2 separate regions of the Homo sapiens genome follow, and region 2 is linked to region 1. Evidence: chromatin contacts called from ENCODE Hi-C or POLR2A ChIA-PET data. All regions are on one chromosome and are shown on one strand. Each heading gives the region's core, a stretch centred on a gene start or an enhancer-like site at or near the end of the contact. The rest is flanking DNA. Distances are from core to core; before and after follow the strand shown.

Region 1 (2,705 bases), core at 153-2,652:
GACTGAGCAAGACCCTGTCTCAAAAAAAAAAAAAAAAAAAAAAAAAAAAGGAACAATGTTGAACTCTGAAAATCTTCTAGGAGTAAAGTTTATAAATTTGGTTACAAGAATCTGTGTAATATTTTTATTGCTTGGAGACATTTGCTATTTCCTTGTTCTTGGATAAACTCTAGGTAGCAGACTGCTGCTATACCTAACTGCTAGGTAAATTAGGGTTATCTATCACCTCTGGATTCAAGATGTGAGACGCAAAAGTTATCCTGCCTGCATACAACAATCCCCCAAAGACAAAAACCATGGCAGTGCTGCCATGCCGTTTCCTCATTATTCCTGGACATTTTGTACTGAGAACTGTTTGATTCCAAGTTTCAGTGCTAAATACTAAACCACCTCAATCTTTAAAGTCACTTTAGGAGGAAAATACATTACCTTCTTGTCTGCGACATTTTATTTATTCTGGAGTAAATAAATAAAAGCATTTTCTAGTTTAGAATCTGAATGTCATTTGGGGAAGTCTACAGTTACCATAGCTTGGTATGCAACACGCGTAAGATGAAAACATAAACTGTAATAACTAAAGCTAAGTTTTTCTGTTTGTTTTGCCTCTTATCTGATGGATAAATGGGCAGCAGAACCTTCGAATTTTTTAAATGAATTAAGCCATTCAGGTTTGCTCCAATGTTTTAATCACTGCTTAGTCCCTGCTCTACTTGGTAGGGGAGGGGTACAGGGTTATGATGATAAAGCCGGCTGAGGTGATGGAAATAAGAATGGGTCAGGGGAGGAACAGGAAAGAGACCAGAGGCAAAATAGCTGAAATGTATTAGAAAGGAAAGCGTTTCTGGAGGTTTTCTATTTTTTTCAATGTAATCTGTAATCCAACTCTAAAAGCAAAGTAATCATAGATAATTTTTTTAAAATTCCATTTAGCAGAAGATCAATGCTAAAATCCAATTTGTTAAGTGAAATACGTACAAATTCACATGTACATGTGTGCATGCATGTATAAACTTGTGCGTGTGGTAAATCCCTATTCTAATCCCAAACTGGGTCAGCATTCTGACAGATGGGAGAGCAGGGAGCTGGGTAAATGGCAACCAGACATAAACAAGTGCTTTCTCTGTAAGCCAGGAATTCAAAATTAGATTTGATCCAGAGAATGTTTTAAACTTTTGCTTTTATCATTTGAGTTACAGAAAATAACTTATACTAGCCTGAACTGACAGCAAAACTTTATTTTTTAAAATCTGACATAGCTCCTAGTTTAGCAAATTAAGGTGCTTCATTCACAAATTGCATTTAGTCCCCATTTCAAATTCCTGGTATAGAACATATTATATGCAAATGTTCTGTCCTAGAAGCTGCATTACACCAGAATCAGCTCTGCATTTACCCTTAACTGCACCAAGCAGTGAAAAAAGGAAGTTCAGCAGCAAAAGTAGCTAAAAATAAGAAAACAGTCATACTCTAACATTCACATATACTCACAGGCTTTCTAATTCATGATCAAGAAATCTAAATTTAGACTAACTAAGTAAAAAGATACTATCACACACATCCTTTTCAGTCAGGAAGAGAAAGTTAATATGTGCAAAGCCTTCAAAACACAGGAATTCAGAGACACTTAACATCAATTATTTAAACGACTACTAATCTTTTACAGAGCAAAGGAAAAAGAAAACTGTTTAGGTCACTTGATCAGAAGTACACAAATAACTATTTTCTTCCTTTTCCTTCCAATAAAAAAGGAAGATGAAAACTAATAATTTCTCAAATTAAGGCCAATCAATCACCTGACAAATTTTTCTCTGTTTAAGAACTATTTTTAAATGTTAAGGAAGTTTTTCCAGCCTTTCAAAAAAGTGTTTGTTTCCTTATTTTTAAAGTTCTGACTTCACATAATACGCCTATCACAAGTGTGCTTGCACTTCACCTTAGTGGCCAATGTATAACAGCTTGTATATTTTGATAGCAAATTGAGACTTAATTCATTTTAGTTTAAGACTAAAAAACCCAGAACTCTAAGAATACTGTCTCAGACAGAATTTAAAAAGACCTTTCCCATGCGTTCTCCCCTTCACAATGTTCACAAGACAAAAACCACTTTAACACTAATCACATTCTGAAATGTTAATTTTTCAATTGCTAAAAGATAGCAGCATCTTTACATGCTTTATATCTGTGTGTTTGATAATATTAGGTAATTGCTGCTAATTTTTAAGGTGTGATAAGAGTATTATGGTTGTTTTAAAAATAATCACTATATATTACATATCTGGGAATATTTATGAAAGATGTGGAATTTGATTCAAAATAATTTAGAAGGAGCAAGTAGAGCAAGTACAAATACAGATAAAACATTACTGTCTATGAGGTGACAACTGTTGAAGCTGAGATATGGATACATGGAAGTTTTATTATAATATTCTCTCTACTTCTGTATGTTTGAAATTTTTCATGAAAGTTAAAATAAAAGTGCTTAGAAAATCCCACCTAAGTGACTCTCTAAATATAATCTGAGAGAGTTAAACCCCATGTTTAGCTTTGGGACAGAAAAGGAGAACTATGAAGCGTAAAACGAAAGGCAAAGGCCAAGTAAGGTGATTTTGTTGCATTTACCCTTAACCACATCAAGGCTATCCATATCAGAAATCCTGGGATAAAGAAAGATGCTCAGAGTTCAAAAGAAACAGTTACCTGTGAAT
Region 2 (2,705 bases), core at 87-2,586, 110 kb after region 1:
TTACTGAGATTGATAGGGAAAAAGGATTATGCAGGAGCTGGACGTGAACCGTGGCTGCTACACAATTTGGGCTAGGGCTTACTCTTCTCTCATTAAAAAACCCTATTTATTCCACCAAAGTAGGTAGAGTTCTCCCTCTCCTCTTTGGATTCTCTACTATATTCCTTAGTAACGTCATGAGGCTTTCTCAGGACTAAGCCTGCAAGTTGTCTATTAAGCCAGCTTTCCAGTGGGGACTGCCTAATATTGACCAAATACTTTAGAGAGTCATATCATCTGTGAGCTGGCAGAGATCCAGAACTCCAGTCTAGCACTCACATTTTACAGACAAGGAAGCCAGTGCCAGGGCCTTAGCCTGGTTTCACAACTCTTTCTCTGGTTCTCTTGGTGACTGACAACAAAACGACGCCTCCCTATTCTGGTGTGGCTTGGGCTTCTGGCTGCTGGCACAGGAATAGCCAAAATCCTTCCTTTCAAGCTTTCTGTGTAATGGAAACCCTGCTTGACTAATTAGGGCCCACCTCTCTCAAACTCCTGAATCACTGGCATTCATTAAATATAGAAAAGCATTTTATCCCCCTAATGAAGGAGAACTGGAATAACATAGATGAGTCACACACACTGAAAACTGTCATGATATTCAAGAAAGGTGACCTTCTCTCACACCTGCAGACCTGGGAGGGTGGATTGAAATCTACATCCAGTTTTCTCCTTGGGCTCTGACTGGCAGGAGGGTTTGTTGCTTGTTTTTTTTTCTTTTTTCTCCAGTTCCTTGTAGTAGGATGGAGATGTGGGTTCTGTTTTATGAGGTGTGGATTGCGTGGGCTGATGGCGTGGAGGAGGAGACTAGAAGAAAAGCAATACACACACACACACAGAAACACACACATACCGCCCCCACACACATTAATGCATACACACAAACCCCACAAAAACACACATGCAGAGATACACATGCACACACTCATACCACACACACAGACACAAACACAACCATACACTCACAACACACAAATGCACATATCAACACACACATAGACACTCTCACGCACATGCAAACACTCAGACACATACACCCACTCACACTACACACAAACACAAATAAATATGTACTCACATTCTCTCTCACACACACTCTCTCACACACACACTCACACACACACACATACACCTTTGGTTGCCACAGACCTTGGTGTTTGTTCCCACTGGCTGGCTCAGCAGAAAATGTGGCTGAGTTGTAAGACTCTGTTTTGAATGTGGGAGTTGGAAAGAGCAAAGATATTCTTCAGGTTCAGGAAGGCACCGGCCAACAGGAGCCGAAGGAGGAAGAGAGAAGAGATGATTTTCTTCCCTAAGAATAACTTTTGAAGGTGGAGCTGAATTTCACCTGTTCACCTTGGTGATGTCACTTTACCCCACTGTTTCTCAACGTGCAGTGCCTCTGATGAACCTGATGCCAGGCCTGTGAGGTACACCTTTAGCCACTTCTATGATGCCAGTTTTTGTTGACAACACATGTTCTGAATGCACCATGGCTGGCTGACTTTGACTGGGCAGATAGCACAAATCTCCAGTCTGAAAGTCATCATAATACTTGGAATGTTTAGAAAAGTCATAACTTAGGGGTGGTTCGTAACTTCTTAGAATTGTGCTTCCCTCAAATTATATATAAGCAGAAGAGAGCAGCTTTGGATGATGGGAGTAATTCAGGAGTAACCAGGGATCCCTAGATCTGGAAGAAGGAAGTAAAGTTAGTGCTTTCTTCAAAGGTTTCAATATTTCCTTATATTTTAGTGCAGCTTAAATCCAAAATCATAACTAAGGATATCTTTGCTATGGGAAATAGCTTGTTAAATGGATGCTGTTGGCCAATTTAAAAAGAATGACATGAAATGATTCCACAAGCTGCAGATCTACAGATGGGAATTAGATTGGGTATTCTGATTTAAGGAAACAAATTTGAGAGAAAAAGAATTCCATTTTATTGCAAAATTAGAGTTGAATAAATCAGGTAGGTAATGAAAGATTCAGGGAAAGATGATACTTCTAAAAACAAAGTTCTACAATCTCCAACCCAGATTTCACAAGCCCCCAGGATTGTTTCAATTTTGTCAGTGGGCTTAAAGAACTTATCCAAAAATTCTTAAAATAACATTAAATCCTTTAAAGTATTTTGTAAGATGTAAGAGTGCCATTGTAAAAAAGAGAATAGGGATTATTATGACATCCAACTAATTATGGGATACTGCAAGCACCAGAAGTGTAGTCATTGCTGAATTAGTTTCTGAACTTCCAACTCAGAACAGATCTGGATTTGCTCTACAGGGTGTGCATCTCTTATCAGATTTGGAATATATATATATATATATATATATATATATATATATATATATATTGGATTTTGGAATATTTGCATATACATAATGAGGTATCTTGGTGGTGGGACCCAAGTCTGAACAAACACGAAATTCATTTATGTTTCATATACATCTTATGCACATGGCCTGGAGGTAATTTTATACAATATTTTAAATGAGTTTGTGCCTGAAACAAAGCTTTGACTGTGTTTTAGCTGCCATCTGTCACCTAAGGCCAGGTGCGGAATTTTCCACTTGTGGTGGCATGTTGGCAACCAAAAAAGTTTTAGATTCTGGATAATTTTGGATTTCAGATTTTTGGATTAGGGATGCTCAACCTATATTACT

The links. Hi-C counts contacts between places; a loop is a spot of excess contacts on that map. ChIA-PET counts read pairs that join two places held with the same protein, here RNA polymerase II (POLR2A). Pooled maps may share reads with other maps.
Region 2: a pooled map shows a loop between it and region 1 (2.9-fold over the local background). The contact joins the promoter of LINC00572 here to the enhancer-like site in region 1. A Hi-C loop is called at or near these places in 3 of 37 single-sample maps with no recorded cell type and 11 of 50 pooled maps. POLR2A ChIA-PET finds 5 or more read pairs at or near these places in 3 of 52 experiments (CD4-positive, alpha-beta T cell, GM12878 and PC-3).

Annotation. Positions count from the first base shown.
Region 1 is chr13:29,816,734-29,819,438 of GRCh38, forward strand. The region is part of intron 1 of UBL3 (ubiquitin like 3); the gene reads right to left. Among named protein-coding and RNA genes, the nearest start is that of UBL3, 33 kb to the right of the region's middle. Within about 2 kb of position 1,403, at least 2 of the 41 ENCODE cell types and tissues checked have a DNase peak (open chromatin) inside an H3K27ac peak, as active enhancers do; they include GM12878, where a contact is called at or near this core.
Region 2 is chr13:29,925,315-29,928,019 of GRCh38, forward strand. LINC00572 (long intergenic non-protein coding RNA 572) reads right to left here and starts at 1,337. Exons shown (of 2, transcript NR_047501.1): 1 at 1,189-1,337.